Regions from separate parts of the Homo sapiens genome. Here region 2 is linked to region 1. A link is a loop called in an ENCODE intact Hi-C map of the cell type or tissue named here. Cell type or tissue: heart left ventricle. All regions are shown on one strand. Links, peaks and the distances in the headings refer to the core of each region. The heading gives the core; the rest is flanking DNA. Region 1 overlaps TOP6BL (TOP6B like initiator of meiotic double strand breaks). Region 2 has its middle 7.3 kb from the start of SPTBN2.

Region 1 (16,396 bases), core at 6,550-9,049:
GCCTGTAATCCCGGCACTTTGGGAGGCCGAGGTGGGCTAATTACCTGAGGTCAGGAGTTCGAGACCAACCTGGCCAAAATGGTGAAACCCCATCTCTACTAAAAACACAAAAATTAGCCAGGTGTGGTGGCATGCGCCTGCAATCCCAGCTACTCAGGAGGCTAAGGCAGGAGAATCACTTGAACCTGGGAGGTGGAGGTTGCAGTGAACCAAGATGGTGCCCCTGCACTCCAGCCTGGGTGACAGAGCTAGACTCTGTCTCGAAAAAAAAAAAAAAAAGAAGGAAAGAAAGTGTATATTATACATGGTAACAATAATAGATATCACTCATTGAATACCTACTATGTGACAAGTGTTGTGCAGTTGCTATATATATACTACCTCACAATAATCCTGTAAGGTAGGTATTACAATCTCTTCTTTGTATATATATATATATTTTTTTTTGAGATGGAGTTTTGCTCTTGTTGCCCAGGCTGGAGTACAGTGGTGTGATCTCGGCTCACTGCAACCTCTGCCTCCCGGGTTCAAGCGATTCTCCTGCCTCAGCCTCCTGAGTAGCTGGGACTACAGGTGCGTGCCATCATGCCTGGCTGATTTTTTGTATTTTCTGTAGAGACGGGGTTTCGCCATGTTGGCCAGGCTGGTCTCGAACTCCTCACCTCAGGTGATCTGCCCACCTCGGCCTCCCAAAGTGCTGGGATTACAGAAGTGAGCCACTGCGCCTGGCCCCTTCTTTGTAGATTTTTTTAAAAAGGCTCAGAGAAGTTAAGCAACATGCCTAAGGTCACTTAGCTGTTCAGTAGTATAGCCAGAACTTGACTGTAAGTCTTTCTTTTTTGTTTTGTGAGTGACCTTAAGTCTTTCTAATACTAATTGCCCATGTTCTTGCCAATATACTACAAACACTTCCCTACAAATATAAGATTTACCACTAGGTGATGATTTTACAGCAGGGATGGTGCTAAGGTATCTTATTTATATTATCTCATTTAACCTTCACAAAAACTCTATTAGGTACCCAAATTTTATAAATAAAAGATTGTGCAGGATCTGGATTTTTAAAAATGAAGGAAAATAAAAATAAATATTTTACAAAAGAGTCTCAAAAAGGTTAAACAGCTTGTCCAAGGTTAGCCAGGTCAACTTGGCTATAAATCTTTAGCATTAACCACTTACCTATACTGACTCACTATTATAGTGTTCCTAAAACCAAAGTTAGAAACAGTCTCCTAGAAAATGCAGAACTCCAAAAAAATGAAAGAAGAAATACAATCAGAAATCAGTAGGTTTTTATTGTTGGCTCAGAGAATACACAGCCATGTACTAGGTATATGTTAAAAACAAAAAACAAAAAAAATGGTCCCAGATGTCAAAATATGATAATACAAAAAGAAGAAACATGCAAATATAGAAGGATAAACTATTACAATATTTTTATTTTATTACTTTTTTTTTTTTTTTTTTTTAGAAACAGGGTCTCGCTTTGTCACTCAGGCTGGAATGCAGTGGCATGATCATAGCTAACTGTAACCTCGAACTTCTGGGCTCCAGCAACCCTCCCACCTCAGCTTCCCAAATAGCCAGGACTACAAGTGTGTATCACCACACCTGGATAATTTTTATTTTTTAATTTTCTGTAGAGACAGGGTCTCATTATGTTGCCCAGGCTGGTCTCAAACTCTTGGCCTCAAGCAGTCCTCCCACCTTGGCCTCCCAAAGCACTAGAATTACACATAAGCCACTGCACCTGGCCTTTTAATGTTTTTTATAAGTACACTGAAAAAGAAGTCAAAAACTGTGGCAATAGGTTGGGATTAAAGATAGAAAAAATTGGGCCAGGTGCAGTGGCTCACACCTGTAATCCCAGCACTTTGGGAGGCCAAGGCGGGTGGATCACCTGAGGTCAGGAGTTCAAGACCAGGGCTGGCCAAGATGATGAAACCCCGTCTCTACTAAAAATACAAAAATTAGCCTGGAGTGGTGACGGGCACCTGTGATCCCAGCTACTCGGGAGGCTGAGGCAGAGAACTGCTTGAACCTGGAAGGCGGAGGTTGCAGTGAGCCAAGATCACACCACTGTACTCCAGGCTAGGTGACAGAGAAAGACTCTGTCTAAAAAAAAAAAAAAAAAAAACAAAAAAAGAAAAAATTATTTGAAAAAGTATTTGAAAAAATTAACAAAAATGGGCTGGGCACAGTGGCTCATGCCTGTAATCCCAGCACTTTCGGATGCTGAGGCGGGCAGATCACTTGAGGTCAGGAGTTCAAGACCAGCCTGGCCAACATGGTGAAACCCCATCTCTACTGAAAAAATACAAAAAAAAATTAGCCGATTACAGATGGCGTGCACCTGTAATCCCAGCTACTTGGGAGGCTAAGACACCAGAATCACTTGAACCTGGAATGGAGGTTGCAGTGAGCTGAGATCGTGCCACTGCACTCCAGCCTGGGTGACAGAGTGAGACTCCATCTCAAAAAAAAAAAAACATTATTACCAAAATGGATGGGGGATTATTAGAAAATTCTGTAAATATGTCTAGGATTATTCATGCATGTTAACAGTGGTAATTAAATAATAACTGCAATTGGTATACATATCATAGTCACATCCTTCATTTTTAAAATTTTAGTATAAAATGTTTAAACCAAAAAGCAATAGTCTTTAAAGCATTTTCTGTGCTTACCACTTCCAAAACAACTTCTTGGAACACTTTCAAAGCTTTGTAACCTTGGTGATTATAGGGCGTATCATAGAGAGGGCTAATTATATCTAACAGTAAGACAACCGAAGTGAAAGTTCCTTGAGCAACTACTGGAGAGAGACTACAATGAATAATGATGATATTTACTGACTACTTGCTACATGTCAAGCAGTTTCTATGCAAGTAAGAAATAACTCCATTTTATAGAAGAGGATAATGAGACTCAATAAGCTAATTAATTTGTCCAAGGTCATACACAGCTAGTTAAGTGGCAGCACTGGGATTCAAACCTAGAGCTGACTAACTCCAAAGTCCACATTCTACTATCCAATGCTGCCTCTCCAAAAATGTTCATTTTCTGTGTATACAGGTAGCTATCTGAATGGGGTAATATATAATCCATCATTATTTTTTATGGAGCCTGACAAGCAATGCTTATGTATGGCTACTCAATATATGCATTTACTCACTCATAAAATATTAATGTGGCTTATTATGTACCTGGGCTTATAAAAATAAATAAGACAATCTCAGAATTAGAAGAGTTCACAGTTCAGTAGATGAGACAGACTAATTTATATGACAATGTGAAATTTAGATAAATGAGGTGCTAAAGGAATACAGCAGAAGGACCGACACCTATCCCAGAGTTAGGATAAAGTGACTAATGTCAGGTCAGAGAGGATAATTAATACAACACAACTAACCCCTTAAAAGGGGTTAGAGGACCCTTTTAAGATCTACTCATAGAATTATTAGAGAGAGGAAGCTGGGTGCGGCGGCTCACGCCTGTAATCCCAGCACTTTAGGAAGCCGAGGCAGGCGGATCATGAGGTCAGAAGATCGAGACCATCTGGCTAACACAGCCCATCTCTACTAAAAATATAAAAAATTAGCCAGGCATGGTGGCGAGTGCCTGTAGTCCCAGCTACTCAGGAGGCTGAGGCAGGAGAATGGCATGAACCTGGGAGGCGGAGCTTGCAGTGAGCTGAGATCGCGCCACTACACTCCAGCCTGGGCCACAGAGCAAGACTCCCTCCCAAAAAAAAAAAAAAAAATTATTAGAAAGAGGAAGAGAGAGATGACAAAGCCTTTTACAGTTGGGTGTTGGGTGTTAGAGACCCAGTACCCCAGCCTGACATACCTACAGAAGCAGTGAATTTACTTATTTACTGTTATGAAAAAAATAGATGCTGCCAGCCGTGCACAGCAGAAACTACTATTGAATCATATGGTTTTAGCCTTCACCTTTAAATATGTCTAATTATATGACAGAATATAGAAGTATGTTTTCAAATATGAACTTATACAGTCATGAGCCCTTATATCACTTTCTAGAAGAAAGTCTGTCTCTCTCTCTTGCCCCCTCACCTTAGATACATACACACAGAAGTACAGATGTATAAATATATAGATATGTTTGTGCATATATATGTTTGTATGTATATATGTATAACTCCATTCACTTGATCACTTAGTATTATTACAAAAATAAATATTAAACTGGATAAAGCTGTCAAGAAGATCTTATAAAATCAGATTGCTTTTGAAGGGACATGTTACCCAGCCTAATGAACACCAAGATGTAAGACTAGCTGTGGGCATAAACACAAAACCCAATATCTCTCCTAAATGAAACTTTCCTCAGTCTTCCTTGCAATTGACTTTCCTCGCAGGCCCAAATTAATGGATCATTTATTATAGCTTTTCCATGGAGTCTCTATTAGCCTTTGCTGTGAACCTTGCTACTTAACCTTTCTCCTCAATTGAGGCATCCATGATGAAATCTTTTACAATCTCCCTTTTATCTCTTCTCATTCTCTTCATTCAAATATTGTCTACATAGCTGCACAGTACCAAAAACAATGAGATATAATGGAAGAAATGCATGAGGAAATCCTTGTTCCCTTGAGGCTAATGCCGTTTGACTATACTATTATTTTACTTCTCATCTCCATCACCAGCTGACTGCTGGTCACTAAGCTCACAGTTTTCCTCTGTATGCCAAATGCTGTCATCATCTTGACTGACATCCATATCCAAGCAGATAACTAGCCTAAGCAATAACTTAGTCTCACAGTTCCCTGACCTCTTCAACAATAATGACCTTGACCTCCACTCATTCCCAGCCACCTATTTCCATGGCCACGGCTTGGAACTGTTCCATTCTGAAAATCTTAAATTGAAATGTCCCACTCTATTGTGAAAAGATGTACACCAAGGTGTTAATAACGGCTGCCTTGAAAGGCCAAATTATGTGTATTCTAAATGTTTGTTTTGATCATACTTTGATTTTTCTGAGGGAAACACTACTTTTGCAATAAAGAAATAAGAGAAACTTTATCACTCTGATAACAACTTCCTATTCTTTCAAGTGTCAGAATCTCCTACACCCAGCAAATCTGTTTTTCAGTCTCATCAAGACCTCCAGACTTCAACCTCTTCCCATGGATTAGATGCCCTTCCTCCATGCTAACATAGCATTCAGGGCTCACTTCTATCATCCATCCTGGGAATCACACCGTATTGTAATTACGTGTTTACTTCTTGATCTTTCTATTTATATTCCAGGTTCCTTGGGATCAAGTAACATATCTTTTTTTTTTTTGAGGCAGAGTCTCACTCTATCACCCATGCTGGAGTGCAATGGCGCCATCTCGGCTCACTTCAAGCTCCGCCTCCCGGGTTCACACCATTCTCCTGCCTCAGCCTCCAGAGTAGCTGGGACTACAGGCTGCCACCACACCCGGCTAATTTTTTGTATTTTTTGTAGAGACGGGATTTCACCGTGTTAGCCAGGATGGTCTCAATCTCCGGACCTCATGATCCACCCGCCTCAGCCTCCCAAAGTGCTGGGATTACAGGTGTGAGCCACGGCGCCCAGCCAGGATCAAGTAACATATCTTAAGACACTGTACCTACAGATAGTATCTAGCTCACTGACACTGACTTGAACAAACACACGTCTGGATGAATAAGTAAATATTGAAATAGCCCTGATCTATATGAGTCAGACTTTGGTTCAAGTTCTAATTCTGCCATTTAACTGTTGTATGACACTGGGAGAGTCAGTCAAGTTCTCTGAATCTCAACTTTCTGGTCTGTAAAATGGGGTGATAATCCTCATCCTACCCACTTCATAGACTTGTCAGGATGCTTACATAATATATATAAATGTTATGTATACAACTTACTGCTTGTTCAGGCTGACTGAAACACAGAACCTCATTTCCTAGAATTGCCCTTCTTGGTTCACTGGAATCACCTTTTTATTGCTACTTGACATGAATAGTTTCAGAGCTGACTAACCATTAATTGCTCCAGATTGTTTACCCTCCATTCTCCTAAAGAAGATAAGGCACAGCCAGGGATATCTGTTGTCCTGATACCATACCCATTCCTTTCAGAATGAGCATATAATTATTCAAACATGGAGAAAGGCTGCCCAAGGGCTTCCTGGGAGAATGTTTAAAGCACTCTAATTCGTTATGTCTCCACCAACTCTAAGGAAGGAAAATAGGAGATGAGAGACCTGTTAAAGGGAATGGAGAATGAATTATCACCCTCATAAATCTGGACTACAAATAAGTCGATAAAGAGATCTCTAAACCAAACTAATAAAAATGTATCCAGGTAGGATCTGCACTGGGAGTCACTTTTAATTTTCTTTATTAGGAGATCCAAATTCAAATAAGGGCTTGTTTCAGTGGTTCTCAAATTCATCTGCATATTAGGAATCACCTGGGATCTAAAAAATGTTCCAAAGCCTATGCCATACCTATTACGGACTGAGTGTGTCCCTCAAAATCCATATGCTGAAGTTCTAAGCCCCAAAGTGACTGTGTTTGGAGGCAGGGCCCTCAGGAGGTTATTAAGATTAAATGAGGTCACAAGGGTAGGGCACTGACCCCAGGTCTTAATAGGACTGGTGTCCTTATAAAAAGATACACCAGAGCCAGGTGCCAGTAGTTCCCACCTGTAGTCCCAGCTACCAGCTACTCGGCAGGCTGAGGCAGGAAGATCACTTAAGCTCAGGAGTTCAAGTCTGTAGTGTGCTATGACTGCACCTGTGAATAGCCACTGCACTCCAGACTGTGCGACATAGCAAGACCACATCTCTACCAAAAAAATTTTCAATAAAAATAAAGAGACATTAGAGATCTCTTTCTTTTCATCCACATGCAGAAAAAAAGCCATGTAAGGACACAGTGACAAGGCAGTAGTCTACAAGCCAGGAAGAGAGGCCTCACCAAAGCCAGCCCTGACAGCACCTTGATCTTGGACGTCTAGCCTCCAGAACTGTGAGAAAATAAATCTCTATTGCTTAAGCCATCTAGTCTGTGGTATTTTGTTATGGCAGCCCAAGAAGACTAATAATTACAACACCCAGACCAATTAAATCACAATCACTCAGAGTGGGACACAGACGACAGTATTTTGGGAGCTCCTAGGTGATCTAATGTCTGCACAGGCAAGTTTGGGAACCATTGCCTTATTTCATTCCAGCTTGGAACTTTGATGGACCTAGGCTTTTCTTTCTTGTTATTAGATTGCAGAAAAATAAGAATAAAATCATTAGTAATTTATAAGACCACAACAAAACCTGCCTCAAAAATCATCTGGAAGGGTGTTACCCCTGTCATATCCTGAGAATAGCTGCCTTCCTCTGAAGTCCAAGTCAGCTTTGCAGAGATTCCGGGCAGTATGGACTGTATTTCTGTGTGAGAAGAAATGGCAACAAAGTCAAACAAGCAGTTTGGATAAGAACCAGGATTTCTGGATTTGTTTATTAAACTGGTGAGCCAAGAAGGCTTTTCCCTGATGAAAAGATTATCTACAAGATTTAAAATATGACTGGAAATGGCTATGCATCAGCAAATTGCTTGAACATTTAGAATTACTTTATGGGATTAGGACATTTAACCTCATCTTTTCAATTTTTTACATTTGCTAAATCAATTTTTATTTTCTGTTAATTTCCACAAGGTCATGTTTAATGCCAGATAGCTTCAGAACTGATAGTTCTGATATTCTTGTATTTTTTAATAAATCAACTCATTATGTAATAAACACAAGTCTAGTACATGAACTAATTTAGAGCTGAAGGCTGAAAAATTCAAGAATGACTCTCAGGCATGTACCTTTTTTTTTTTTTTTGAGTCGGAGTCTTACTCTGTCACCCAGGCTGGAGTGCAATGGCGCTATCTCGGCTCGCTGCAACATCCGCCTCCTGGGTTCAAGTGATGCTTATGCCTCAGCCACCCAAGTAGCTGGGATTAGAGGCATGCACCACCATGCCCCGCTAGGCTTTTTTTTTTTTTTTTTGTATTTTTAATAGAGATGGGGTTTCATCACGTTGGCCAGGCTGGTCTCGAACTCCCGATCTTAGGTGATCCGCCTGCCTCAGCCTCCCAAAGTGCTGGGATTACAGACATGAGCCACCGCGCCTGGCCTGCTTTGTTATTGAGGTTGACAATGTTGATATTACACAAAAATTAAACTTTAAAAACCTAACGATGATTAAAAAAATATGCCCTAAAATAACAGCACAAGTTTCTCCTAAGGCATTCATGCTACATATCTCATAATGTTTTAACCACCTCAAAAAAGTGTGCACATTCCCAAGATCAAATCCTAGCTATCGGCTGGGCACGGTGGCTCACGTCTGTAATTCCAGCACTTTGGGAGGCCAAGGTGGGTGGATCACCTGAGGTCAGGAGTTCGAGACCAGCCTGATCAACATGGTGAAACCCCGTCTCTACTAATAATACAAAAATTAGCCAGGTGTGGTGGCATGCTCCTGTAGTCCCAGCTACTCAGGAGGCTGAGGCAGGAGACTTGCTTGAACCTGGGAGGTGGAGGTTGCAGTGAGCCAAGATCGTGCCATTGCACTCCAGCCTGGGCAACAAGAGCAAAACTCCATCTCAAAAAAAAAAAAACAAAACAAAAATTGTAGCTATCAATCTTAATGGGTAATATTGTTCTTGCCATTAGTTTGTTTTTCAAACCTAATTCAGTTACAAAGCCCTTGATAATAGGACAGCAAGGGTATGCTACACTGAAGTTTAATGAACTTAGCACTAAACCAGGATGTCTTACGTCAATCTTCAGTTTCACCACTGATCAACTTTCTGACCTAAGGCAACCCCCCTTTTCTGTGATTCAATTACCATTCTGTGAAATAAGAAAAAATTGTACCTGAATCCTATTTCAGTTTGATTAGTAAGACAGTACAGAAATGGGGTAAATGTGGATATATGAGAAAAGGTTTGTAAATAACTGAATTCTTCAGAAATCTTACTAATTTAAAATAAATTGTGTAGATATTTGGGGGGAAATCAATTTCAGTAGTCTCACTCCACACACACAAACATACAAATCCAGATAGGTTGACTACAGTTAAATGTAAAAAGGTGAAACAAAAACTAAGTAAAAGCCTTTGATTTCAAGATGAATTAAGCATATGCTGAAATCTCATCTTCCTGTTCAAACATATAAAATAATACAAATATTTTTAAATCTTAATAAATACATAGTCATGGTGAGAAAAAAAGAAAACAGAAATTTTTTTTTTTTTTTAAGACAGAGTTTTGCTCTGTCACCCAGGCTGCAGTGCAGTAGCATGATCTTGGCTCACTGCAACCTCTGCCTCCCAGGTTCAACAGGGTCTCCTGCCTCAGCCTCCTGAGTAAGTAGGATCACAGGGTTGTGCCACCATGCCTGGCTAATTTTTGTATTTTTAGTAGAGACAGGTTTTGCCATGTTGGCCAGGCTGGTCTTGAACTCTTGGCCTCAAGTGATCTGCCCGCCTTGGCCTCCCAAAGTGCTGGGATTACAGGTGTAAGCCACCATATCTGGCCAGAAGAGAGAAATCTTTATAGACCAGAAATGGAAAGGTGTTCTTCTTTCTCCTCCTTTGAAAAGAACAACAAAAAGGGAACAAAAGAGAGATTCCACAATAGTAGACAAGAACTAAAAAGATGCATAGTATTTGGGCCTAGACTAGGAAAAAACATAGAGCTAATACTGTAACACTCATAGGTTTAAGAGCAAGAGCCACACACAGGAGGTCTAAGCAAGGGAGCAACACATGAACAAGGACTAGAGGTGCACTGCCTGTCTACCTGAATGTTGGTTACAGCCAAGGGGATTCTGGCAGCAGCCTCACTGATATGAGATGAGGGCCATAGAGCCATTTCATGTAAGTGGTGAAAGGACTCAGAACTATATAATCTATTAAGATGCAAGAGCTTTGCATCTTACCACCCATACAAAGATTAATCCTAGGTATACATCATACAAGGCTAAGGCTCAGCAACTCAGAGAGCCTCCTACGGGACAGTTGTCAACACAAAATGTGTTCAGATTAAACATATCATGAACAATTAGCTCTTAATTAAAAATTACCAGGCAAAGAAGATTAATACCATGAAAACGATAATACACATCAACCAATGCACTTATACCTAAGGAAATAAAGTTAATAGAACAATCTGGGAGAGATTTTTAAATAAGTATCTATATTTTATACCTTTAAAAAGAAAAAGAAGCCATGAAACAAGGAAACACTGTCGTAAATTAAACAGAAAGTAATGGGGTATTAGAAATCTTGGAAACTGGCTCGGCACGGTGGCTCATGCCTGTAATCCCAGCACTTTGGGAGGTTAAGACGGGTGGATCACCTGAGGTCAGGAGTTCAAGACCAGCCTGGACAACATGGTGAAACCCCGTCTCTACTAAAAATATTTAAAAAATTAGCCGGGCATGGTGGTGAATGCCTGTAATCCCAGCTACTTGGGAGGCTGAGGCAGGAGGACTGCTAGAACCAGGGAGGTGGAGGTTGCAGTGAGCTGAGATCACGCCATTGCACTCCAGCCTGGGCGATAGAGCGAGACTCTCAAAAAAAAAAAAAAAAAAAAAGAAATCTTAGAAATTAAAGATACAAAAAAAAGAAAAGAAATTAAAGATACAGTGTTTGAAATTAAAACTCTATGGATGGTTAGATTGGACACAGTAAAAGAGCAAATGTAAAAGAAAACTTAGTACATGAATGCTCATAGCAGGATTACTCAGAACAGCTAAAAGTGGAAACAACCCAAATGTCCATCAAATGATGAATGGCTTAACCAAATGGGGAGTATTCAGCCATAAAAAGAAATGAAGTACTGTTACATGAAACAACATGGATAGGCCTTGAAAATATAATGCTTAAAGAACCCACACACTAAATGCTACATATTGTATGATTCCATTTATATGAGATGTCCAAAATAAGCAAATCGACAGAGACAGAAAGTAGATTAGTGTTTGCCAAGGCATAGAGAATGAAAGTAAGCAGAGTGACTGCTAATGAGTACACGGTTTCTTTTTCTGGATGAAAATGTACTGGAATTGGATAGTGATAACAGTTATACAGGCAGGAAGCAGTGGCTCATGCCTATAGTCCCAGCACTTTGGGAGGCCAAGGCGGGAGGACCACTTGAGCCCAGAAGTTTGAGACCACCCCTTGGCAAAACCCCATCTCTATAAAAAATACAAAAAAATGGCAGGGTGCAGTGGCTCACGCCTGTAATCCCAGCACTTTGGGAGGCCAAGGTGGGCGAATCACGAGGTCAGGAGATCGAGACCATCCTGGCTAACACAGTGAAACTCTGTCTCTACTAAAAATACAAAAAAAAATTAGCCAGGCTTGGTGGCAGGCGCCTGTAGTCCCAGCTACTCGGGAGGCTGAGGCAGGAGAATGGCATGAACCCAGGAGGTGGAGCTTGCAGTGAGCCGAGATCGCGCCACTACACTCCAGCCTGGGCAACAGAGCAAGACTCCATCTCAGAAACAAAAACAAAACAAAACAAAACAAAAACCAAAAAAAACAAAAACAAAAAAATTAACTAGGTGTGGTGGTGCACAGCTCTAGTCCCAACTATTCAGAGGGCTGAAGTGGGAGGATTACCTCAGGCCAGGAGGTAGAGGCTGCAGTGAACCATGATCACGCCACTGCACTCCTGCCTGGGTGACAGAGTGAGACCCTGCCAAAAAATATTAGTTATACAATCCCGAAAATATACTAAAAACCACCAAATTGTATACTTTAAAATGGTTGTGTTTATGATATATGAATTTTATATCAATTAAAAGAAAAGGCAAGAGACATTAAAAATAGATCCAGAAGAAATAATGACTGAGAAATATAAAACAAAGACAGATGTAAGTGCTATCTGAACAGTTTTACCAAACGTCAAGCAGGCTAAATTTCGAAAAAACAAGGCAAAAGCAAAAATTAAAAAAGCCACATAGTTAACACATCACAGTGAAACCCAAAATAACAAGGATAAGCAGAAAACCCTACGAGCTACCAAAAAAATTAAATTAGCAAAAAAAACCCATGAGTTAGCAATGCTAAATGTCAGAAGATGATCCAGTACTATCTTCAAAGATCTGAAGTAATTTTGAATCTGGACTCTTTTACTTACTTATCTATCTACCTATCATCTATCTATCTGTCTGTCTGTCTGTCTGAGACAGGATCATGTTCTGTGGCCCAGGCTATGTGCAGTGGGGTGATCATAGCTCACTGCAGCCTTCAACTTCTGGGATCAAAGGATCCTCCTACCTCAGCCTCCCAACTCACTAGAACTACAGGTGTACACGATGCCCAGCTAATCTTTTTTCTTTATATTAAACTGTTTAGGGAAATTGTTGTAATTTTTTGTAGATACAGGGTCTCACTATGTTGCCCAGGCTGGTCTCGAGAGATCTTCCTGCCTCAACCTCCCAGAGTGCTGGGATTACAGGCATGAGCCACCTCACCCAGCCAAATCTGAACTTTTAAGAGAGCCAAACTACCATTACAAAATGAGAGACTTAAAATGTTTACCATCTACAAGTCCTCAAATAACCACTAAACAAACCACCATGTCCATTTAAACATGAGTTTACATTTTTGCTGAGATCATGTGGGGATAAGGAGGAAGAAAGAGATCATTATCAGTATCAAGTTACCTCTTCACATAGGTCTTCAACTGTTAAAGATGAAGTAGATAGAAAATTTTCAATCAGATGACATTACGAACACATAGCAAAACTATGTACTGGGGCTTCTCCTCCCAGCATTAATGAAATAACCAAATGAGCCCTCAAACCAAAAACTACTGTAAAACTGGATAAAATATATGAGACAGTTGTTTTCAGGCACTGGACAATAGATAGCACAAGGTTACAATCCCTTGAGAGAAGGGAAACTCACCAGGTTAGTCCTGTTATTTCCCTGGGTGTCTGCCTGGGGAAATTTTCCCATCTACAGAACAGGGACATGGAACCCAAGCAGAGGACAGTGGTCCCACTAAGCTGAGGAGGCAGAGAATAGATTTTGGAGTTGTGAAAGTACCTGGAATCTGCAGGGCAGGGCACTGGAGAAGAGGGAGATACAAAGAGCAGGGTACTAAAGTCTGTGTAGGAGCTCCCCATGAGTCCTTGGCCAAGGTCTGGACTATCCATGCAGAGAGTGAGACTACATATGATTTCCCACAGAGCAGGTGCTATGGAGTTGAGAATGTAACAAGACACTAGCAAGATTTTCCAGTGCTGAAAAATGTTGGCCTTCAGGCCTAGCTAGAAATGGGGAGACCTTGTTAAAACTGCTGGTGTCTAGCTGAGATGCCCCACAGATAATGCTTTAGTAATAAAAACCATACTGTCGATGAAGGTGTGCTCTAGACCCACCCCAAAAAAGTCTAAAGCCATTCCTTGACAAAACCCACAGAGGAGATAGAGTTTGGAGGCTAAATGGTATCAAATTAGAAGAGTTTGAAAAATGCATTGGCTTTCTACAGACCTACCCTTTAAAATGCATAAAAACAAGCCTGTACAAGGTCAAGGTGCATAGCCTACTAGAGCAAAAATTAATACTCTCCAGAGATAGATAACACAATATAGAATATGATCATATTGCCCAGTATAAAACAAAAATGTACTAAATATGCAAAGAAATAGGAAATGATAACCCACAGTCAAGGGGGAAAAAAAGCAACTAATAGAAACAGAACCTGAGGGCCAGGCTCATGCCTATAATCCCAGCACTTTGAGGGGCCAAGGCAGGGAGATCGCTTGAGGCCAGGAGTTTGAGACTAGCCTAGGCAACATGGAAAGACTCATCTCTACAAAAAAATTTAAAAATTAGCCGGGCGTGGTGGTACATGCCTGTGGGTCCTAGCTACTCAAGAGGCTGAGGTGGGAGGATCACTTGAGCCCAGGAGTTGGAGGCTGCAGGAGCTATGACTGTGCCACTGCACTTTTCAGCCTGGTGACAGAGTGAGACCCTGTCTCTGAAAAAAGAAAAGAAACAGAACCTGATATGGTACAGATATTACATTTAGGAAAGACTTTAAAGAATCTATTATAAATATGTTCAAAGGCTTAAAAGGCGGCCTTAATGAGTGAACTGATAGGAAATGTCAGCAGATAACACTATACAAAAAGAACCAAAAAGAAATTCTATAACTGAAAAGTTAAATAATTGAAATGAAGAATTCACTTGATAGGTTTAATAGCAGATTAGAGGTGACAGAAGAGTCAGTAAAATCACTGAAGACAAATAACAAAAACTATCCAATCTGGAGAATAAAGAAAAAAAAGACTGAAGAAAAATGAATAGTCTTAGAAACCTGTAGGAAAATATCAACCAGTCTAAAATATGTGCAATGGGAGTCCCAGAAGGAGGATAGGAGAATAAAATGAGAATAGGACAAGAAAAACATCAAAAAACCATGAACAAAATTCCCTAAAATTTCATGAAAAATATTAAGGTGTGAAAAGCTCAGCAAACCCCAAGGAGGATAAATGCAAAGAAAATCACACCTAGGTATATAATAGTCAAAATGATAAAAACCAAAGATAAAGATAAAATATTGAAAGAAGCCAGAGGAAAAGCACACATCATATACACAGGAGGTATAAAATGAATCACAGCTGACTTCTTACCATAAACAATAAAGGCCAGGTCCACGCGCGGTGGCTCATGCCTATAATCCCAGCACTTTGGGAGGCCAAAGTAGGTGGATCGCTTGAGGCCAGGAGTTCATGACCAGCCTGGTCAACATGGAAAAACCCTGTCTCTACTAAAAATCAAAAAATTAGCCAGGTGTGGTGGCACATGTCTGTAATCCCAGTGCTACTCAGGAGGCTGAAGCACAAGAATCACTTGAACCCAGGAGGCAGAGGTTGCAGTGAGCCAAGATCACGCCACTGCACTCCGGCCTGGGTGAGAGAGTGAGACTCTGTCTCCAAAAAAATAAAATAAAATAAATAAATAAAAACAATAAAGCGCAGAAGACAATTGACAACATCTTTCAAAATGTTGAAAAGGAGAAAACTATCAAGCCAGATATTCCAGTGCAATATCCTTTAAAAATGAGGTTAAGGTAAAGGCATTTTAAGATAGAAGATGAAATAATCTGCTGCTAGAAGATTTGCTAAAGGATTTTCTTCAGGCTGAAGATGGAAACCCAGCTATAAAGGAAGAAATGAAGAGCACCAGAAATCATAAATAAGTGAATATAAAAGACTATTTTTTTCCTTGAATTTTTCTTGACAGCTAGCTTTTCAGAGCAAAAATAATCTCATAAGGCAGGGAATTATAAGTATTTGAGTATTTAAAAATACTCAAAATTGAGCAAAAAAACACTATTTACCTATTCTTTTGCCAATACCACAGTTTCTTTTTTTTTTATGAAAGTTTTAGGGTACATGTGCACAACGTGCAGGTTTGTTACATATGTATACATGTGCCATGTTGGTGTGTTGCACCCAGTAACTCGCCATTTAACATTAGGTATATCTCCTAATGCTATCCCTCCCCCTCCCCCCACCCCACAACAGGCCCTGGTGTGTGATGTTCCCCTTCCTGTGTCCATGTGTTCTCATTGTTCAATTCCCACCTATGAGTGAGAACATGCGGTGTTTGGTTTTTTGTCCTTGTAAAAGTATGCTGAGAATGATGGTTTCCAGCTTCATCCATGTCCCTACAAACGACATGAACTCATCATTTTTTATGGCTGCATAGTATTCCATGGTATATGTGCCACATTTTCTTAATCCAGTCTATCATTGTTGGACATTTGGGTTGGTTCCAAGTCTTTGCTATTGTGAATAGTGCCGCAGTAAACATACATGTGCGTGTGTCTTTATAGCAGCATGATTTATAATCCTTTGGGTATATACCCAGTAATGGGATGGCGGGGTCAAATGGTATTTCTAGTTCTAGATCTCCGAGGAATCACCACACTGACTTCCACAATGGTTGAACTAGTTTACAGTCCCACCAACAGTGTAAAAGTGTTCCTATTTCTCCACATCCTCTCCAGCACCTGTTGTTTCTTGACTTTTTAATGATCGCCATTCTAACTGGTGTGAGATGGTATCTCATTGTGGTTTTGATTTGCATTTCTCTGATGGCCAGTGATGATGAGCATTTTTTCACGTGTTTTTTTTGGCTGCATAAATGTCTTCTTTTGAGAAGTGTCTGTTCATATCCTTCACCCACTTTTTGATGGGGTTGTTTTTTTCTTGTAAATTTGTTGGAGTTCACTGTAGATTCTGGGTATTAGCCCTTTGTCAGATGAGTAGGTTGCAAAAATTTTCTCCCATTCTGTAGGTTGCCTGTTCACTCTGATGGTTGTTTCTTTTGCTGTGCAGAA
Region 2 (12,387 bases), core at 4,131-6,630, 50 kb after region 1:
GACATCACACCACTGCACTCTAGCCCGGCTGACAGAGTGAGACTCTGTCTAAAAAAAAAAAAAAATTATCATTGTGAGTGTTGGCCCAGCAGAAAATGCTCCACCTTGAGAATGGCATTGAGAATGAAGATGAGTTGGTTTCCTAGCTTCCAGCCCTTGTCCTTGGAAATGAGCCTCTAGCTTTCAGCCCTTGTCCTTGGAATGAACTTCAGGGATAAAGGTGTAATGGAGCACCCAATACCACCCTAGAGGCAGTGGAGGCCTCTCAAAGGTAGCCAGGGACACAGCTGTCCTCCCTACTGGACATAGGGAGAAGCAAGGAGGGAAGCCTTCGATATGAGGGTTTGCCATCAGGACTTCCGTAGCGTAAACCCACGTATTCAGGCAGCATGCAATATAGGCTTGATATATGGTGAGAATCCACTCTGTGCTAAGTGCTCTTCACTTTTTCTTATTCATCTTAAGCAGTTCTCCCAATTTTGTAATCTTGTAAGAAAGATGTTATCTTTGTTTTAGAAATGATAAAAATGAGAATCCAAGAAGAAGTTGTATGAATAAATCAGGCATGGTGGCTCATGCTTGTAATTCCAGCACTTTGGGAGGCCAAGGCAGGAGGATTGTTTCAGGCCAGGAGTTTGAGACCAACCTGGGCATTATAGTGACAGCCTGTCTCTACAAAAAAATTTAAAAATTAGCCAGGTACAGTGATGCATGCCTACAGTCCTAACTACTTGGGAGGTTGAGGTGGGAGGATCTCGAGCCCCTCGAGTTGGAGGTTGCGGTGAGCTATGATTATGCCACTGCACTCCAGCTTAGTGACAGAGCAAGACCCTGTCTCAAAAAAAAAATTAAAATTTTAAAAACGGTTTTTTGCTCAGACCTCATCCTCAGAACACTAGAATGTTAGAGCCAGAAGGGACTTTGGAAATTATCAGTTATCTATTAAGATGAAGAAATTTGAAGCCCAAAGAAACTAAATGACCTGCCCTTGGTTAAGGTCACCTTAGTTAACTAGGCCAACCAAGGAGGCTTTGAGTATGGCTCTCGATATTTTCAGCCCTGGCCTTCCAGGTCTCATTTATTGGCAGTGTCTGTAGGGAGCCAGTTATTTCCAGTCCTTAGACTGGGTGACATATTGATTCTGCTTCCATTTCTGCACCCACCTCAGAATTTATATTACTGTTTCATGTTGTATTAGTTCATTCTCATGAAGACATACCCGACACTGGGTAATTTATAAAGGAAAGAGTTTTAATTGACTCATTGTTCATCATGGCTAGGGAGGCCTCAGGAAACTTAGAATCATGGCAGAAGGGGAAGTAAACAGATACTTCTTCACATGGCAGCAGGAAGGGGAAGAATGAGTGCCCAGTGAAGGGGGAAGCCCCTTATAAAACCATCAGATCTCTTGAGAACTAATTCACTATCAGAAGAACAGGATGAGGGAAACTGCCCCCATGATTGAATTATCTCCGCCTGGTCCCTCCCATGACACATGGGGATTATGGGAACTACACTTCAAGATGAGATTTGGATGGTCACACAGCCAAACCATATCACATGTCTACTTTGGATATCTTGTTTATTCCAAAAAGAAACCCTCTGTCTGAGACACACTCCCTGCCCCCCTATAAGAAGAGCCCAAGACTGATTCTGACCCAAACTCAAGGGTTTGAGTGGAACCAGAACATCCTAGGGAGTGCTGCCAGATGAACAATGACATTTTAGGGACTGTTGAGCTTTCCTTTTGAATGTGCCCTCTCTGTGTCTCCTAGACACTTCTTAAGGCCCCACCTTGTTTCTTAGGCTCCCCTAGAGCTTTCAAATGCCCTAAAGAGGCTGACCCTAGGAACTTAAGTAGAAAATATCCTTGAGGTCCGCCTTTCCAAGCTGATGCAAAAGGAAGTCCATTTGAAGACTCCCTCCCCTGGGAAAGAACCAAGCAACTATTAAGCTGTTTCCCATCCAGACAGTAGGAAAGGGTTAACTGCTTCTCTCGGGTCCTGAGCAAAGTCTGTCCCATACCAGTTCCCATAACCGGGTTTCCTGAAATGGAGCAGGTCCCAGGTGACTCTCCACTAATCACATCCTTGGAAATGGGGCCATGAGGCTCAGATTAGCTCATCCCTTCACCTTCTTGAGGCCTTCTCCACCTGGAGCACAGAATCTGGGGCAGCTTCACCACTCACCTCCCTCTGCTTTCTTATCAGGGGTCAGACAGGGATGTTCTAGCAGAGGAATATTATTGGGCTAATGGGGGCAACTAGAGGCCATAATGGTGCTGACTTTTGTGCAATTCTTGGACTACAGCATCTGTTCTTCCCCTTTCTAAGACTTAGGGGAAAAGAGAGATTCTTTTCCTGGGACAGTACCAAAGTTTATATAACTCGAGTATTTCGTTCTTCACCCCCATTCCCTGTTTTCTTCCTCTCCTTGAATAACTGACTATGATACTGACTAACTTCCTGTTCTTCCTGGCCAAGTCACCCTTTGCACAAAGTCTGATTTCTCATCCACCAGTAGCAGGTGCTGGGCCAGCCCAGGAGATTTCATTCCTTTCCTATTATTGTCCAATTTTTCCTCTGCCTAGATAGCCAATAAAATCTACATCACAAAGTGGTTCTGCCCTGTGTAACTGGCTTTTTTTTGAAGGAGTTTTGTTCTTGTTGCCTGGGCTGGAGTGCAGTGGCAGGATCTCGGCTCACTGCAACCTCCATCTCCTGGGTTCAAGCTATTCTCCTGCCTCAGCCTCACGAGCAGCTGGGATTACAGGCATGCATCACCGTACCTGGCTAATTTTTGTATTTTTAGTAGAGACAGGCTTTCACCATGTTGGCCAGGCTGGTCTCGAACACCTGACCTCATGTGATCTGCCTGTCTCAGCCTCCTAAAGTGCTGGGGGGATTACAGGCGTGAGCCACTGCGCCCAGGCTATAATTGGCTTTTTACCTTATCTCTAAGTAGGGCTGGATTTGTCCTGCCAGCTGATGTCCACTGGAAGAGAAGTATTCTTTGTGACTTAGAAACCTTGGGAATGCAAACAGCACTGTAATGTGGTCACATATGGTCAAGTAAACCTATTGATCCAAAGACCAGATGATCAACTGTATTTGAAAGACAGGTAGGCTAATTGAGACAAAAATTCTTCCAGCAGCCTCATTAAAGAGGACATTGACTCCACATATTCTAAAACTCTCAGATTGTTTCATAGACATTATTTTAACTATATTCCTGGGAGAATTTTCCTATTTTAGCTATGGAAAACTAAAATATAACACCTAAAGAGAGGTAAAATGGGAAAAGAATTGAGACATCCTGACTGTGTGTGATTACAGTACTCCGAAGCACTTTGCCAGGGATACAGGTGTACAGTCTTTAAAGCTAGTTTTCTGGAACCTTAGTTGAGCTGATTTTTCACCGATCTCTAAAAGTTGACTTGGCTGTGCACAGTGGCTCACGCCTGTAATCCCAGCACTTGAGGAGGCCTAGGCAGGAGGATTGCTTGAGCCTAGGAGTTGGAGACCAGCCTGGACAACATAATGAGACCTCATCTTTAAAAAAATTAAAACTTAGGCCCGGCACGTTGGCTCACGCCTGTAATCCCAGCATTTGGGGAGGCTAAAGTGGGCAGATCGCTTGAGCTCGGGAGCCCAAGACCAGCCTGGCCAACATGGCAAACCCTGCCTTTACAAAAAATAAATTAGGCAGGCATGGTGGTGAGCACCTATAGTCCCAGCTACTCATGAGGCTGAGGTGGGAGGATTGCTTGAATCTGGGAAGCAGAGGTTGCAGTGAGCTGAGATTGGGCTGCTGCACTCCAGCCTGGGCAACAGAGTGAGACACTGTCTCAAAAAATAATAATAATGGCCAAGCGCAGTGGCTCACGCCTGTAATCCCAGCACTTTGGGAGGCCGAGGCAGGCAGGTAATGAGGTCAGGAGATAGAGACCATCTTGGCCAACATGGTGAAACCACATCTCTACTAAAAATACAAAAATTAGCCGGGCGTGGTGGCGAGCACCTGTAGTCCCAGCTACTCAGAAGACTGAGGCAGGAGAATTGCTTGAACCCGAGAGGTGCAGGTTATAGTGAGCTGAGATCACACCACTGCACTCCAGCCTGGCAACAGAGAGAGACTTCGTCTCAAAAATAATAATAATTTAAAAATAATAAAGTCAATTTGATTTTCATCTGTTCTGGCGTTAAGGCCACTTCTGACTTCTGTTTCCCCAACTTTCATTCTCACCAATTGGAAAGAGACTATGGGATCAAAGGTCTGAAAGGGTCAGGATGTCTCTATTCTTTTCCCATTTTACCTCTTTCTTTAGGTGTTATGTTTTAGTTTTCCATACCTAAAATAGGAAAATCCTCCCAGAAATATAGTTAAAATAATGTCTATGAAACAATCAGAGTTTTAGAATATTTAAATTAGAAGAAATCTTTTTTTTGTTTGTTTGTTTTTTTGAGACCGAGTTTTGCTCTTATTGCCCAAGCTGGAGTACAGTGGTGTGATCTCAGCTCACTGCAACCTCTGCCTCCCGGGTTCAAGTGATTCTCCTGCCTCAGCCTCCTGAGTAGCTGGGATTATAGGCATTTGCCACCACACCCAGCTAATTTTTGTATTTTTCATAGAGATGGGGTTTCACCATGTTGGCCGGGCTGGTCTCAAACTCCTGACCTCAGGTGATCCACCTGCCTCGGCCTCCCAAAGTGCTGGGATTACAGGCGTGAGCCACCGTACCCGGCCTAAATTAGAAGAAATCTTAAAGGTCATTTAATCTAGTATTTCCCAGCCAGAGAAGCAATATTTTTTTCAACTCATTTCCTTTATCCCCACCTCTTCTCCTGATTAGCTTCTCTCTACCTCCTTCCTCAACCTCTTTCTGGTATCCAAGGTAGAGTGTTGGTCCAGTTTACATAGTGTATTTAGTGTGTTTAGGGTTGGGAAACACTGACGTACTTCACCTCTCTATTTCATGCAGTAATCATTCTAACAGTCATAACAAGTTGGTATCTAGCTTTTACTTGAATATCTCGTGTTGGGAAATTTGCCGCCTCAGAGGCAACCCATTCCAGCTTTGGGCAGCAGTGGTTTTGTAGAGAGTTTTTCATTATATCAAGCTAAAGTCTACTCCCTTTCTCTGCCCCATGTCTTCCACCCATTGGTCCCAGATCTGCCTGTTGAACCCACAGAGAATCCATCTAATCCCTTTATAAAGGGGCGTGGAGAATACCCAGGAGTGTAATTGTTAACTTGTCACAGTGGCTCAGACCTGGCCTGAATGATTGTATTATAGATATCCTGTGCTTTGTATGCTAGCTGTGTTCCTAAAACATTGTATAAGCCAAGTTTTGTATGAATCAAATCATTTTAGACATACTGAGAAGTTGACTGTTTAAAAGAAACCCTGTTATCAGTTCTTTCATAAACTGAAGAATCCTTGTGTAATGCAAATAATCTCCCCCTTTAACATTTTATGCAAATCTAGATTTTCATACATTATACTTTACCTAAGGCAAGGTTTGCCTACATACAAAACAAGTAAAATAATGATAACAGTAATAGCTAACACTTATTGGGCCCTTATCTGGTACCAGGTGTCATGCATCTGACAAGCACTATTTAATTTCTCATCACAACTTCCTTCTGTAAAATTATCCCTGATTTACAGATGAGGAAGCTCATGCTTAGAGAAGTTAAATACCTTGTCCAAGTTCACACAATTAGAAAAAGATGAACCAGAATTCAAACACGGTCTGATATCTTCACACCCTGGAAGTTTCAGAAGCCATAGTAGTTGACATGACTAGCTACTAGCTGTGCGCCACAGCACAAGTAAATTAGGCTGAGATACAGAAAACTGACCTCAAATGTCTATAGCTTCAAAGATGTACACAAAACCTATTCTTCTCTGAGTGCCCTGGGTTTTCTAGTACAACTCAGTTTCTAGTGCAATTCAACTGAGGAACCCCGAAGCCTTCCCCCTCAGTTATTAGTATTAAACAGATGCCATCAAAATTTATTTTAAGCAGATGAGTGTAATCAGACACTTTTTCTTTTCTTGTTTTTCTTATTGCTGCTGAACAAATTAAGACACTTTCTCAAAGGTCTGTGTATTCACAGGGGTTAGTGGCATGAGCTTCTTGGAAGAAAAAGTGGTTCGTTATTGACTGATAAACTCAAAGGTATTGAGAATCATGGTTGGTCCCAGACTGCTCCCAGATGAGTCTGAATCATTCATATGGGCCCAGTTTTTAATGGCATTTAGGTTTGCAAGTTAAAAATCGTTTGAGAGGGATCGTCCATAAATAAGTGCTGGTTTGAGTCCCACCTGGAGAAAGATAAATGGATGTAATATTTCCATGTTCTCAAATCGGTTCTACTTTCTCCGATTTCATCAATAGCAGCATGCACTCACAGCATCGCTCAGCTTAGAACATCCCTTGGGGCTCTGAGAACCCACACTTTTCTACACTGTGTAAGGGAGCTCAAGGCATGACTGTCTTCAGTCCTCTGTACCCCACCTCCACCTACCCCCACCTGTTAGAATTCCCTATCTGATGTGGCACTTTATCTTGGCTCATTTGCAGACTTTTGCTTTCGAATACTTGATTATCCTTTGCAAACCATGCCCCAAGCTGGCCAAGACCAAGCTGACTTCATGGTCTAAGTAATCACAGGAAATCAGGTCAGTCCTCGGAAGCTATCAGGCTCCCCTAGCAAGCCACCTTTCCGACCTTTACTTGTGCAGCATGCTTGTTTACAATTTCAAGTCATAGACTCAAGTGAGGAAATATGTCATTTTCTTTATTTCTCAACTTAGTTCGTCAGCTCTCATTTCTACTGATAGCTAAAAAAGAATTAACTTCACCAATCAAGATAACGCAATCTGACATTTTGAGCTGGATGATTAAAAAAAATAAATAATGCAATCGTTGCAAGTTTGGTTTTTTGTTTTTGTTTGTTTGAGACAGGGTCCCACTCTGTTGCTCAGACTGGAGTGCAGTGGCATGGTCATGGCTTACTGCAGCCTCGACCTCCCAGGCTCAAGCAATTCTCCCACCTCTACCACCCAAGTATCTGGGACCATAGGCATACACCACCATGCCCAGATAATTTTTAAAGTTTTTGTAAAGATGGAGGTCTCACTATTATTGCACAAGCTGGTCTTGAACTCCTGGCCTTAAGTAATCCTCTTGCCTCAGCCTCCCAAAGTGCTAGGGCTACAGGCGTGAGCCACCATGCCCAGCCGTCAATCGTTGCAAGTTTTAAACTCAGTCTCTCAGTCTCTTAGGATTCTCCTCCCAGCCCCCTTCTCCTTAATTTTTTTTTTTCTTTTTTTTTTTGAGACGGTGTCTTGCTCTGTCACCCAGGATGGAGTGTAGTGGCACAATCTCGACTCACTGCAACTTCTGCCTCCTGGGTTCAAGCAATTCTCCTGCCTCAGCCTCCCAAGTAGCTGGAACTACAGACATGCGCCACCACGCCTGGCTAATTTTTGTATTTTTAGTAGAGACAGGGTTTCACCATGTTGGCCAGGCTGGTCTCCCACTCCTGACCTCAGGTGATGCACCTGCTTCAGCCTCCCAAAATACTGGGATTACAGGCAGGAGCCACTGTGCCCAGCTCTCTGCTGTAGATTTTAAAGGGTCTAATAAAGGGTTCCAAAGTGAAGAATTTAACTTTGATCTCTCTGTATCATCCCTATGCAGAGGGCAGTGCATCTACAAAGCACTTACTTGCTGTTGCCGTTGCTGCTGCTGCTGCTGCTGCTTAAGTGATGGAGATAGATTAGGGATAAAAGAAATGGGAAATACATCATTTGATATGAAAACATTTTGTTTCATCTACTGACAATAAGGACTCCTCTTCTCTCCCAAGGTCTTTTCTTCCATTCATTAGTTTATTGCACAGATATCTATATGTTTGCTCTGCTGGGGATACAACTGTGAAATAATTGTGTTCTCTTCCCTCATGGCGCTCATGCTGTAAAAGAGAACACAACCAATGGGCAGTGACAATCCAGTATGGAGTGCTCTCAGAATGCCCCTGTCCCAGACTTGGAGCTCAAGGAGGGCTTTCCAGAGGAAGTAACATCTAAATTGATACCTGAAGGATGAGTAAACATTGGGTGAATGGAAGAGGAAGAGCGATTCCAACCAGAAGGAAGAGCATGCTCAAAATCCCATAAACACTGGGGAAACTCTAAGAGGTTCCTTATGGTGAGGACACAGAGTGCCAAGTGCAAGTGGTGAGAGACCAGGCTGGAGAGGTAAGCAGGGTGTGCAAACTTGGTTAAGAACTTTGGACTTTGTCCCAAGGGCAGTGGGGAGCCACTGAAGGGTTTCCAGAAGAGGAATGATCTGTCTGATGTATTAAAGAGACTACTCTAGCCGCACAGTAGATAAGATGGCCCAGGAAGAGCGCAGAGAATAAGAAAAGGCCTAGACAAAACACCACCATCAATAACAAAATTAAGCGACAAGCAGAAAAGGAACTCACAAAAGAAACAGAGAAGGACCACAAGGGTTGAAGGAAAACCAAGAGAATGGCAACCCCATAACAAAAGAAGAAAATTTCAAGAAGCAGGGCATAATTAGAGTCAATTGCTGCCAAGAGGAGAAGTAAGACAGCAATTGGAAACTAACAGCTGGATTTTGCAATAGGATAATTTTTTTTTTTTTTTTTTTTTTTGAGACGGAGTCTCTCTCTGTCGCCCAGGCCAGACTGCGGACTGCAGTGGCGCAATCTCGGCTCACTGCAAGCTCTGCTTCCCGGGTTCACGCCATTCTCCTGCCTCAGCCTCCCGAGTAGCTGGGACTACAGGCGCCTGCCACCGCGCCCGGCTAATTTTTTGTATTTTTAGTAGAGACGGGGTTTCACCTTGTTAGCCAGGTGCAATAGGATTATTGACAACCTTGTTGAAAGCAGCTTTAGAGTGGAAGTTCTGTTGCATTGGATTAAGTCAATTGTATCAATGCTCATCTATCCCCTTCAATTACCATCTATTTCTACACTGATGTATTCCAAATGGGTATCTTAAGTCCAGACCTCCCCTTTAAAGTCCACGCCCATATACAATTGACTACTCAATATCTCCACTTGATTGGTTCAAAGATACCTCAAACCTAGGTTCCAAAACCAACAATCTCTCCACCCAAACCTGGTTTTCCTGGAGTATTCCTCATCTCAGCAAATAGTAGCTCCATTATTCCAGTTGCACAACTCATCCTTGACTAACCCTTTTTCCTCACCACCACCCCTGTATCTATCCCATCACCACATCTGGTTAATTCTTTCAACCTGTGCACTCCATCTCCACTGCCAGCAACTGAGTTCAAGCTACCATCTTCTCTGTCACCCTACCCACAGTGGTAGCCTCCTAACTGGTTTCTCACACATCTTTGCACCCCTCCATAGCAACTGGAGTAACCTATTCCCCCCATAGCAGCTACAGTGACCTTTTTAAAATACAAAGTTGATCCTATCACTTCCTTATTTCAACCTTTCAATAGTCTCTCAGGGCTCTAAAGGTGAAAATCAAAATTCTTTAAATAATGACATAAAAAGCTCTGCATGATCTAGCCCTTGCCTATCTCCCCAGTCGCAATTCTCTACACATTCCCTCTTCCCCTCTGTTTTCCCTGCACCCTGGTCTTTTCTCCATTTCTTTTGTATTGTTTTTTTTTTTTTTTTTGGTTGGTTGGTTTTTTGAAAAAGAGTCTCACTCTGTCCCCCAGGCTGGAGTGCAGTGGCACAATCTCAGCTCACTGTAGCCTCCGTCTCCTGGGCTCAAGAGATTGTCCTGCCTCAGCCTCCCGAGTAGCTGGGATTACAGGCACTTGCCACCACGCCCGGCTAATTCTTGTATTTTTAGTAGAGATGAGGTTTCACCATGTTGGCCAGGCTAGTCTCGAACTCCTGACCTCAGGTGATCCACCTGCCTCAGCCTCCCAAAGTGCTGGGATTACAGGCGTGAGCCACCGCGCGCAGCCTCTTTTCTCCATTTTTTTTTTTTTTTTTTTTTGAGAGACAGAGTCTTGCTCTGTTGCCCAGGCTGGAGTGTAGTGGAATGATCTCAGCTCACTGCAACCTCTGCCTCCCGGGTTCAAGCAATTCTCCTGCCTCAGCCTCCCGAGTAGCTGGGATTACAGGCGCATGCCACCACGCCCAGCTAATTTTTTTGTATTTTTAGTAGAAAAGGGGTTTCACTGTGTTAGCCAGGATGGTCTCAATCTCCTGACCTTGTGATCCGCTTACTTTGGCCTCCCAAAGTGCTGGGATTACAAAGTCGTGAGCCACTGCACCCGGCCTCTTTTCTCCATTTCCTATGTACACCATGTGTCCTGCAACATCAGGCCTGTTAGCCATATGCTCTGTGGCTAAGAACATGGGTTCAAGGGTCAGATTGGGTTAAAATCCCAGCTCTACCCTTGCCTGGTTTGATGACCCTGAGTAAGGTACTTAATCTCTCAATGTCTCCATTTCCTCATCTGTGAAATGGGGTTAATACTTACCTCTTGGAGTTGTTATAAAGGATTAAATGAAATGTTATGTGTAAAGTATTAGAAATACAGTTCCACGTTAATGTTAGTAACAGCTATTATTATTCCCCACTCTGTCTGGTTAATGCTTCTCATATTTCAGATCTCAGCTCAGGTGATCTGAGGTTATGACTCTGTTCAGTTCTCTCTTAACATCCTGAACTTTTCATTCATAACACTCATTATACTTTGTGGTTATATATCTGATGGGTTATTTTATTAATGTCTGTCAATCCCACCACAGGCTCTTCCAAGAGAAAACAGACAGTATCCATTTTACTCATCATTATATCCCCAGATCCCAGCACAGTGCCTGGTATATAATTAGCCATATAGTTTTTGCATAAATATTTGATTGAGCAGGGGCGAGGAAGTGAAGCCAATGAGTGCAAATGACTCAGGAAGACTGTGAACATAAAGAGCAAGGGGAATGCATGGAGGGAAGTCGGGGCTTCTTGATTATTTTTTAAGCTGGCAAATGCTTGAGCATGTTTAAATGCTGATGGGAAGGAACCAGCTGAGAGACAGCAGTGAGGGCCGTGAGGCTGCAGAAGGGGATGAGACTTAGCATAGGAGCCAGAAGAATCCATCTTAGGTGAAAAGAGGGACACCTCTTCCCTGGTATTGAAACAAGAACTGAGAATTCGGCTATGTATGTATGTTTGGTGGGCAGAGCCAAAACCTTTCCATGAATCTTGGTAATGTAAGCAGCAAATGTGGATTCACTGAGAAGCTCAACAAACTTGGTGGATATCATTCCATTCGCTTTTGCAACTCAAATAAGAAGGAACCAGATATTTTCTTCATCATTGACTGTACTGGTTCACTACAGAGCAAAATAACAAGTTTCCAAAGCAACCCAGTCACAGAGCTGAGATAGGTGATCTCAGTGTTCTCTTTATTCAATGTGCTTCCTCTCCAAATCGGGAAACAGTATGGGAAATAATACGGTAAAATCATAACGGCTGATACTGATTAAGTGCTTACTATGTGCTGCATATAATTCATTTACCTGCAATAATTCATTTGATGTTCCCCACATTATGGTGCCATTTTACATGTAAGGAAACTGAATCCTAGGGAGGTAACTTGCCCAAGGTCACATAGTCAGTGGGTGGCAGAACTATGTTTTAAACCCAAGGAGTCTGACTCCAAAATCAATGCTTTTAACCATTCTGCTATACTCCCTGTCTAGCAGAGAGGAAAGAACATATTAGGATTCAGAAGACCTGGAGTTTCTACCATGAACTAATTCTGTGAACTTGTACATTCACTTAGGTGTCTGAACATCAGTCTGTTCATCAATAGAATAAGAATGAGAATGTTTATCTTACAAGGCTTCTTGAAGGATTATGAAATGCTGAAAATAGGAAATTATAAAAGATATTATTTTGCTAATCATAAGACTTAATACCCTTGACTTCTAATTGGGTCACGATATTATAGGCTGTCATTGAGACCCTTAGTTCCCGTAACCAGTACAGCAGCAGCAGCTTGGTGGTTCCAGTTCCTTTGGCAGGGCAGCTGATTCTCTAATTTTTTTTTTTTTTTTTGGAGATGGAGTCTCGTTCTTGTTGCCCAGGCTGAAGTGCAGTGGCACAATCTCAGCTCACTGCAACCTCTGCCTCCCGGGTTCAAGCGATTCTCCTGCCTCAGCCTCCTGAGTAGCTGGGATTTCATGCCCACCACCACGCCTGGCTAATTTGTGTATTTTTAGTAGAGAAGGGGTTTCACCATGTTGGCCAGGCTGGTCTTGAACTCCTGACCTCGCGATCCACCTGCCTCGGCCTCCCAAAGTGCTGGGATTACAAGGGTGAGCCACTGCGCCTGGCCATGGGCAGCT

The links. Hi-C counts contacts between places; a loop is a spot of excess contacts. Peaks named below come from ENCODE experiments on the same cell type or tissue, not always from the same donor. Only the 100,000 strongest peaks of a DNase experiment are listed, where the experiment ranks them.
Region 2: a loop joins it to region 1, with 2.4 times the contacts of the local background. A loop is called at or near these places in 5 of 110 quality-filtered maps.

What each region holds. Positions count from the first base shown.
Region 1 is chr11:66,779,186-66,795,581 of GRCh38, reverse strand. It overlaps TOP6BL (TOP6B like initiator of meiotic double strand breaks), which reads right to left. Exons shown (of 15, transcript NM_001302084.2): 3 at 7,313-7,422. Among named protein-coding and RNA genes, the nearest start is that of TOP6BL, 43 kb to the right of the region's middle. In heart left ventricle, for the core only: no CTCF peak of the experiment used is centred there; no DNase peak of the experiment used is centred there; H3K27ac peaks cover 414 bases.
Region 2 is chr11:66,730,292-66,742,678 of GRCh38, reverse strand. It overlaps a transcript of SPTBN2 not described here. Among named protein-coding and RNA genes, the nearest start is that of SPTBN2, 7.3 kb to the right of the region's middle. In heart left ventricle, for the core only: no CTCF peak of the experiment used is centred there; no DNase peak of the experiment used is centred there.